Regions from separate parts of the Homo sapiens genome. Here region 2 is linked to region 1. A link is a loop called in an ENCODE intact Hi-C map of the cell type or tissue named here. Cell type or tissue: heart left ventricle. All regions are shown on one strand.

Evidence for each region. Hi-C counts contacts between places; a loop is a spot of excess contacts. Peaks named below come from ENCODE experiments on the same cell type or tissue, not always from the same donor. Only the 100,000 strongest peaks of a DNase experiment are listed, where the experiment ranks them.
Region 2: a loop joins it to region 1, with 2.2 times the contacts of the local background. A loop is called at or near these places in 1 of 110 quality-filtered maps.

The regions. Positions count from the first base shown.
Region 1 is chr18:7,582,891-7,587,890 of GRCh38, reverse strand. The region is part of intron 1 of PTPRM (protein tyrosine phosphatase receptor type M); the gene reads right to left. Among named protein-coding and RNA genes, the nearest start is that of PTPRM, 18 kb to the right of the region's middle. In heart left ventricle, no CTCF peak of the experiment used is centred here; no DNase peak of the experiment used is centred here; H3K27ac peaks cover 999 bases.
Region 2 is chr18:7,662,158-7,667,157 of GRCh38, reverse strand. The region is part of intron 1 of PTPRM (protein tyrosine phosphatase receptor type M); the gene reads right to left. Among named protein-coding and RNA genes, the nearest start is that of PTPRM, 97 kb to the right of the region's middle. In heart left ventricle, no CTCF peak of the experiment used is centred here; no DNase peak of the experiment used is centred here; H3K27ac peaks cover 438 bases.

The DNA of each region.
Region 1 (5,000 bases):
TAGACTTTATCTGATAGAAAGCACGTCTGATTTTACCGACAGCTTGATGAGAACTGCTTTGCGATGGAATCATATATTGTTCACTTATTGATTAGCCTAAATCTTCACCTCTAAGGTTTAACTATACATATGTGGGTTTGGGTGTGTATTTATTTATATAAATATATTTAAAACATGTATTGGCTAAAGTATATTGAAACTAATATTATTTTTGTTTTCCCAATGACTTCTTCATATTTCTGGGTTAAACAAGATGCTTTTAAGTTAAAAAACAACAGGTGAAATTAACAGTCATTGAGGAAATCTTTGCAAAGCCTCTTGGTCTACTTCCCAGCAAATGAGAGGGTGCATAACTGGGCAACAAATCCTTTTGAGACTACTTGGTTTCCCAATTTTTGCTTTCAACAATTTTGAGAATGAGCTTAATCAAACTGTCAGCTAACAGGTCATTAAAAATAATTACTGATACTAGATAATGATGTGAATCTTGGCATGAAACTTGAAAAAGAAATTCAAAGAAGTGGCTAATCCTATCCATCTATTTATATGAACAAAGATTCTCAGTACCTATTTATAAAAATGAAAAATGGAAATAGAATTGATGTTTAACCCAGTTTAACTCAACCAGTAAGTAATATCTACCCACAGATAAATGAACTATTTCATCGAAAGCCCAGTTGATTTCTGAAACAATTCTTCCAATAAATTTTAACAATGATTCGATTACATACTAGTGATAATTCAACTACATAAAAATCTAACACTTAAAGGTTTATACTCCTATAAAATTAAATATAGAATTAAAATTTCAACTTTTTACATATTTTTGTTACAGAGAAGCCTGATAAGTAATCACAGACTTTCAAGCACAAATGTGTTATAATAGGATATGATTCTATAGGGAAAGAAAATGGGAGTACCAGTTTAAGGAGAAAAATTAAAGAGGTAAAGTTTCTCTCAATTAAATAAAAGTTTGTTCATATATTTTTAAATGGACAATGGAGGGTATCGAATCCCTTTGGTACTTGGGTCTTTACAATGGATACCTTTAAAAGATGTTTGTACAAGTTGTATTTTAAAATGTCAATATTTACCATAGGGCATACGTTCTCTCCTTCTCAACTGTATGTTTATGTCATGCAAATTTCAGATGTGAACTTATCAATGTGCAAGGAATGCCTAGTATTTAAAAATTCTGTTTTTAAATGTTTATAGTGCTTTGAGTTGCTGTTTTATTAAACATTCTTTTATTGAATATACAGGCTTTTAAGTCAGATGCCAATGCCCCACAGACCTTGGAACTGAGCAGTATCAGCTCCCTGCTCAGAAAGCCATTTCACTGGCAAGGTTTCATCACGCAGTATCTAGCCCTGGTTTTGCTCCCAACCCTAACAGTTTGGCTGGTTTATATTATAATATAATCTCCAAAATAAGCAAACCTATCTGTTGACTTTGTTCTAAAAGTCACCCCCCAAACTAAAGATATCAACCTGATTAAGTGCCTAAGGACTGATGTTCTTTCCCCCAGGTCCTTAGTCCTGCCACCTCATTGCCAGTGCACTTACAATACCTGAACCATTCATCCACCCGTAGTGGACTCCTGACTAACCAACCAACAGAGAAGCATACAAAAAGATCCCGGATATTGAAACAGAAGCAGGTTAAGCCCACGATGTATGCAGCGTGATTGTAAGCCTGTCTGATGTAGACAAAGAACTACAAACTGTAGGTTAGTGGCTGAAAGGATCAAGCTGATAATGTTCAAATCTCAGCTCTACCCTTACAATTTGCCTGATCTTGGCCACTTTGCTTCAGTTGATTTCCAGGCCTGTAAACTGAGGGTAATTTAGGTTGTTATGAGTATTAAATCAGATAATACATAATTAAAAAGCGCTTAAGACAATGCCTAGAAATTTTAAGTATTCTATGAGTATCAGCTGTTCTTTTGTGGTGTTATTACACATTTACACACAAGAACTTCAGTGCTGATTAGATATAAAGTAGATAAGGCACCACCCAGTGCCTCACCAGGCATGGTACTGGTTATGCTTTCACTTACCAATTCACTCTATGTGAATGAACACTCTGTCCTGTCCACATCTGCAGAGGAGAAATACGATGACAAGCGGCCTGGCCACTGACAATGCCACTACAAGAGGAGTGGCCATGGTTAAGTGGGATACAGATACCTGTTTGGTTTACCACTTCCTTTCAAAACCCATCTATCACATGAGAGGGAGATAGATGAGGGAAAAGAAGAAGAGGAAAAAAAAAGAGAGAAAGCCTTGGACCTTGATATCAGGCATGGGAATAGAACAGTAGCCAATATTTTGAGTCATGAATCTTCCCCAATACTCAACACTTTTCCAACCTCTGGCCAAATTCCAATCCCGCACAAATCCATCCCTTAAATACAGCACCAAATATGATCTGCATGGGACAGAAGGGAAGACTGCCAAGCCACCAAGTTCAAAAACAAAAACTATTCAAACTTCGTTCCTCTCTGCAATTTCCAATCCTCTCTGCAATTTCCCAGATGTTCTCCTTTCTGCATCTACTCTAAGATAACCACAGCCTTCGAAAACTCACTTGCTTAGAAGACATCCCGTTTTAAGAGAAAAAAAAATTAAAAACCATTTCAAAAGACTATGTAAAAGTTTATTCTCTCCCTTCCCTCTGCATCAACCTGAATAGTGCCTAAAGGCCTCATGGGCAGCTCCCGTGTCTATTGTCTAACTGCAAACCTCCTAGTTACCTAGGTGACCACAGGAGAGCTTTCCCTGCAGTTTTCCCACGGATCTTTCCTCCTGCACACTTGGCCTCAAGCTCCCTTGCCAAGGCCAGCCTGGGGAAGGAGCAACCTCCTCTCTCCCTCCCTAATTTCCACGCTGTCTATGTCAGTTGAGAAATAGAGGGCTCGACTTGCTTGGATATCCCTTCAGTTTTCCTGTGAGCTCCTTAACGACAAACCCTCATCTTGGAAACCTTTATATCTTCAATGCTCAGCACAGGCCTGGCTCCCAGGGCCTCAGCACAGGACTTATAAATGGGTACTCACCCACAGAAGGCACAGATACCTCGTCCAGCAGGGGGATATTATTCTACCTCATTTCACTCTCAGTGCTAGGTAAGCATTGTATTTGGAAAAGAATATGCCTTGCAAACAACTCTTGAATATTCTTCCAGCCATGGAGGACTTCTCACCACTGTGTTTAGTTTCCGTTTATAGAACTGAGGCATGAGAGAATAATCTTGGGGTGGGGGTACCCAGAATCTAATAAACAATATGTATTCAGAAAGCATCCCAAGAGAAAAAAAAAAATGCCAACACAATCACAATTTCTCACTGATCTTCGTCTTTATTTTAGGTAGCCAAAAAGTATTATTAGAGTATCAATTTTACTTTTCTGGGCCTTGAGTTACCATGAAGAGATTTGACCCAAATCACATGCTACATGGCAGCAGAACCAGACATCAGAGCTCAGATCTCCTAAAGCCCAGTCCTGAGGTCTTTCTCATCCCTAACAATCGACGACAAACACCTCATTTTATCTCTATCTGCCCAGGAATCTTTCCAAAATCAGTACTTACTTACAAACTTGCATCTGTTGACAATGACCATTACTTCATAAATAATTTTGATAAAATGTCTGAATTCATAATTGCATAATTTTTTAAAGTCACTCTGAAAAATGCTAATATTCTCGATACTCACTTATTCTACTTTTGTTAATGCAGTTTATTTTGATGTAATTCTCCCTAATGACACTGCAAGAATGTTATTTAAATAAGCAAAGTACATAACCACTGTAGAGTACTATATACCAAACAGTTCTTTCCCATTGCGGATAAAGTAAGAATTTACTCACTAGATTATTTTAAATCCTTCAAATACAGATCTACATGTTTTCTTTACTTTGTCAAGCCTCAAAAGGCAATGAAATTTGTTCTAAAGAAGGTGATTAACATCAGTCTCCTAGGGCCTCCCACCTCCACTTGAAGTCAAAGGTCTTAAATTATTGCTTACCTTACTGGCATTTTCTCCCTAAGACCACTCAGGCATACAGACTAGAGATTTACAAAGGATTTTGCACCTTTCACGTTAAACAGATATTCGGATGGAAAACACAAGAAATTACAAAAACACAGTTCTATCTACGGGATTTGTAACCAGAGAAAAGACAACATTCTGCCCTCCTCTGCTCATGAAAAATATAAGTAATTCTCTAACCAATTAATTTCAGTCAAGTCACTAAGAAGCTAAGTATTTTTCCTTTTAATTTACTATTTCAGAGGGCTGTAAAATAGCAGTAAGTACACTGCACTTCTGGGCTGTGCCAATCTTACAATTGTTTTAACATCAAAATGAGAAACTGTACCAAATTCTTAAGCCATACTTGAAAATTATAACATGCGCTTTGGACCCAACAGACAGGGACAAGAAAACAGGCTTTGGGCCCAGGGAAATGAGCACTTTTGGATCTAAAATCAGCTGTAGCCACTGTCCATGGGACATCCTGAAATGTGTTGAGGCCTCAGTTCCATAAACCCTAAAATACCAGTGCTGTCATCTTCACCTAATAGGATCACATTGGAGAAGTATATAAATGATATGTAAAGGACCTAGCACCTAGGTGGCATGCAATTGTCACATTTCCTTTTTCCTTATTTCTAGGAAACCAGGAGAAATGGTAGCAAATTTATGAATCAAGATCACAAATGGAAGAAAAACTGGGGCTGAGGAAAACCATACCCTTTGGGGTTTGTAGACATAAAGGAAAAATACAAGGCAAGGTTATTGCTCAAGGCTATTCTGTAGTCATAGGGCTCCAACAATAACAGCAGCTATTCTGGACTGGGCACTGTGTTTTACACAGGATGACCAAGGAAGTAGAATTCATACCCTTTTCACAGATGAAGGACTAGAGAAGCTATGTGATTCTCACAGTGAGGAAATAGCACAGCCACCTTGAGAACTCAAGTTTAATGAGGCTATTATA
Region 2 (5,000 bases), 79 kb before region 1:
TACCTGACACAAAATGTAAATGTACAGCCAGAGACAACACACAGTCGTAATGAAATCCTAACACCTGAAACTGTTTGGCATCATTATCAGTCAAGTAACTGTGCTTAATTTCCTCTCAGCTGGGCAGAGTTGGTCCCTAGTATTGTTTACTGAAAATCTGCTTCAATACAAAACAATTACTGTGCACCTGAAACATGGCCTGGAGTGGCACACTCCCAGCATCCTCCCAGGCCAGCCCTAAAATAAGATCATCAGTCCCTGCTTTTGACTTCCTCTTAATACCTCCCACCTACCCCCTGCCAAATCCCTAGTTCTCTCAAGAAGTCTGCTGATTTTCTTGGAACCTCCAAGTAAAATAAGGTTTACAACCCTTTTGTAAACTGCTATGCAAATTGTTTACATTGGATATAGTGGGAAAAATGTTGCTTGAAGGGGATAAATAAAAACAAAAATGTTTAGACAAAAACAGCAGGGCCTTAGTCTGAAGACTGTATTCCTGATATACTGACTAAGAACTGGAAAGATCAGGAGAGGACAATGTGTTGGGTTTCCAGAAGACAGCCTAGAACTGTTGGAGGTGGAATTAAATCTATATAATTGCCCCTAGTGTTGGGACAAAGTACTGTGAAGACTCGTCAGACGCTGGTGTCTTTCTATTAAATAACTCAAAGAGAACAGTTAGCTAAGACATAAGGGTGCCCCAGTGTTTATGCTAGCAAAAGCACCCTGATACCTGCTCCCTCTTCAGGTTCAGTTACAGTGAAAGGCGGGAGTAACATGGACAGGAGTGTTATTAGTGTTATCATTCGTGTTTTCCTTTCCATTTGCATTTCAATCTCCCCCTTGCAAGCAAGAATCCAGGTCTTTGTTCTGGGAAGAGAAGACAAAGGAAGGGAACAGAAAGAGAAGAGAAAATAAAGGGAACAGAGAAAGTGGGAAAGAAAGGAAAACACAGAAGATTAAAGGGGAAAATCTTCACGGAAGGAGGAATAAAATGCTTTTTAAATAAAACTTCAATAGCTTTGCCTCAAGTCTTTTATGGAAACATTCTTTATTAAATGAAATGTATTCTAACGATATGTCTTTAAAATATTTTATGATGGCATGTCTTTCTCCTAAGATCAAAACACATCCCATCATTTGCCATCAGTCAATTTATCTTACTGTTTGAGAGGAAATTTGCTACTTATGATTCATAGAATATTAATAAAAGTTAAATATATTCTATTTTTTTTTTGAGACAGAGTCTTGCTCTGTCACCAGGCTGGAGTGCAGTGGCGCGATCCCAACTCACTGCAATCTCCGCCTCCCGGGTTCAAGCGATTCTCCTGCCTCAGCCTCCTGAGCATCTGAGACTATAGGCATGCACCACCACACCCAGCTAATTTTTGTATTTTTAGTAGAGATGAGGCTTCACATTGGCCAGGATGGTCTCGATCTCCTGACCTCATGATCCACCCCCCTCGGCCTCCAAAAGTGCTGGGATTACAGGTGTGAGCCACTGCGCCTGTCCAATATATTCTATTAAACCCTGATTCAAGTATAGGTAAGGTCCAAAGAATAATTCCAAATATCCTAATTTAATGCTCTTCTAAATTATAACTTCAAGCAAAATAAAATCACCAGAAGACAGAAGAAAGAATAATTTTGCCTCCCAATCTTTGAAGCACTATTTAAACTAGAACCTGATCTTACATAGTATGCCTGGAAAAATTTACGAGGTAATAAGTAAAATGCATATATCTATGTAAATGAAAATTTGAATATCTCAAAATACACATAAACTAAAAACCATAGACTGTACAACATCATAAGGAAAAGTTCAAGGCTGAGATTTCTAGAATGCAGTACTTACACATATGTGCAGGTAAACATGCATGCACACACACTCAGAGCCCTCATAAGGAAAATTGCTTGGCTGACTGTCATTTCTATCGAAATACATAAGTTGAAAAGATTTGACAATAAAACCTTCTAAATCATCAGTCTAAACATAAAATGAATAGGTCACCTTCAATAGCAAATTAATTGCAATCCCTGAGGGGTCCCCTACCAGGAAATACATTCACACTTAGTAATTTTATGACAACTCCTACATTTTCACCTCCAACCCAGACTTCTCTTCCATGGACACCAGCCCACAGGTCCAATACATACTTCTCGTCTCCACTAAGGTAGTGACATCTCAAATTTAAAATGTCCAAGCCAAACTTCTGATTTTCCCCATCACACCCCAAACCTGTTTTCCCCCACAAACTTCTACATCACAGTTAATGACATCTCACATCCTATCTCATCCCCATCTCACATACCATCTTACGGTGGCAGATAGTATTTTGTAAAAATACAGCCCCAGTAATATATCCAGACATCTGTATCTTCTCCCCTTGAACCTGGCTGGGTCCTTGTGATTCCCTCAACAAAAGAGTTATGTCAGAAGTGACTCTGTGGTTCCCATAGCTAGACCCTAAAAATGCAATGCAGCTCTGCCTGGATCTCCCAGGACTGGTTCCTGGAACCCAGCCACCACGCTGCAAGGAAAGCCCAGCCACATGAAGAGTAGCATGAAGAGGCCCATATGGAGAAAACTCTATCCTCCCAAGACCTGGGATGCGCTCCTAGACAACAGCCAGCACCAGCCCACTGGCCTTGGGAGACAGTCACCTGGAAGCATCTCCTCCAGCTTAGGGCCGTGGATATGAGAACAGCGCAGGCTCCAGGGCCCTGTGCTCACAAGGGCTTATGCTCAATGTTTAATGCTCTGTGGTCACAGTCTTATTTTATCTGTGAATATGTGTTCTTTAGGTGGAACAATGGCACATGAGCTGTGGACCTGGATCCTTAGCTCCTGCGTAATCCCACATCCCCAGGACAGGTTCTCAGCCACTCACTACCCACTCTCTTGGCGCCCTGGCCCCACCCTGGCTCCTCCACACAGTGAGGGCTGCCTCATCTGCCCCTGGCAGAGAGACACAAAGAGGGCTGGGTACACACATGCCTATGATGTTTCAGAGTGTGGGATGTTGCGGCTGTCCCATCCTGGGCTAGCAGAACCCTGACATGTATGACAGGTGACTCTGTATGAGTAAGCCCTTACCCTTTCCCAATCTAGCTACCAAGCACATCCAGCACGGAGGCTGAAATCCCTAGAGGGTCACCAGTCCACTGTGGGTTGAGGTGGCGGGCCCAAGCGAAAGGGAAAAGTCTGGCTTGACATCCCCACTCAGAGCTAAGGCATGAGTCATCTGTCCTGGGGCTGGAGGGGGGCAGAGGGACCTGGCAGCTAGTCCCATGGGGGCACTGAGGCAGGACCCCCAGGTGCCTATGACGGTCTGCTCTGCCCAGCAATTATCCTCAGCCCTGAGGGAACCCATCAATATGAGGCAAATGAAAACACCACGACATGTCCAGAAACAGACCACAAGAGAAAGGAAAAATGTTTTCTATTTCAGTATGTTTAATGGCACTTTTACCCTGCTTTTCAAACAAAAGGCCCTTGTCCTCTTCATGGTACATGAGCCCTGCTCCAGCATTCGGCTGACACCCTGTGAAGCTGAGACAAGCCTTCCCCCACGGAACCCTGCCCAGACTGCAGATCTGTAAGCAACGGAAATGGCTGCTATATTCCTTTAAGTCACTGAGTCTGGGGTGGCTGATTGTGCAACAAAATATCAAGAACACTTACTTTGCAGTTTCTTTTCCAACCCCTGTTCAAGTTTGACTGAAGCTCCATGAAGGCAGTGATTTTGAGGGTGTTTTGTTCACTGCTGTATTCCCAGTGCCTAGAACACTGCCCCACCCCTCTCAGTTGCCCAATAAATGAATGAAGTCCCACTTTGCTGAAACTTGATCTTTAGGTGGTCACCAGTAGAGTTAAGTTTTTAACTAGTTTAAAATACTGGCAGTAAACAGTTGGAAAGTGTGCAATGATGCTGCTGACTGCCAGTGTGCTTAGTGAGTGCGTGACCTTTCCTTATGTCCATGGCCTGGGGGTTCTGGGGAGAGGGCACCAAGTTAGGACTGTGCAAGCAGGACTTGCCTTCCTTGCTCCTGACCAGTCACTTAGCCCTCAGAGTCCACGTCCTGGCCCATGACCAATGTGCTGCCACACAGACCTGCCAAGAAGAGCAGAGGGGATGATACATCTATTTCAAAAACAAGTTCAGAACACTTACTCTGTCCTAAGCAAGTATTCCAGGCAAGTGAAGGAGGTGCAAACATGATGAAGACATGGTCCTCAGCATAATGTTATTAAAATGTATATATCTTTTTTAATTCTTAATTTTTTTGTGGATACATTATAATAGGTATCCATACTGATAGGTGTATATATTTATGGGATACATGAGATATTCTGATGCAGGCATACAATGTGTAATAATCACATCAGGGTAAACGGGGTATACATCACGTGAAGTATTTATCCTTTGTGTTACAAACAATTCAATTATACTTGTTATTTTTAAATGTACAATTAAATTATTATTGATTATAATCACACTGTTGTGTTATCAAATACTAGATCTTATTCATTCTTTCTATTTTTTTTAGTACTCTTTAACCCTCCCTCTTTCCCCACTACCACTACCATTCCCAGACTCTGGTAACCATCGTCCTACTCTCTATTTCCATGAATTCAACTGTTTTAATTTTTAGCTCCTACAAATAAGTGAGAGCATGTTAAGTTTGTCTTTTTGTTCCTGGCTTATTTCACTTACCATAATGACCTCCAGTTCCATCCATATTGTTGCAAATGACAGGATCTCATTCTTTTTTATGGCTGAACAATACTCCACTGGGTATACATACCATATTTTCTTTATCCATTCATCTCTTGATACACACTTAGATTGCTTCCAAATCTTGGCTATTGTGAATAGTGCTGCATCTCAGCATAATCTTCTATCAAGATCATATATATGGTCTGGATATAGTGGCTCATGCCTGTAACCCTAGCATTTTGGAAGGCCAAGGTGAACAGATTGCTTGAGCCCAGGAGT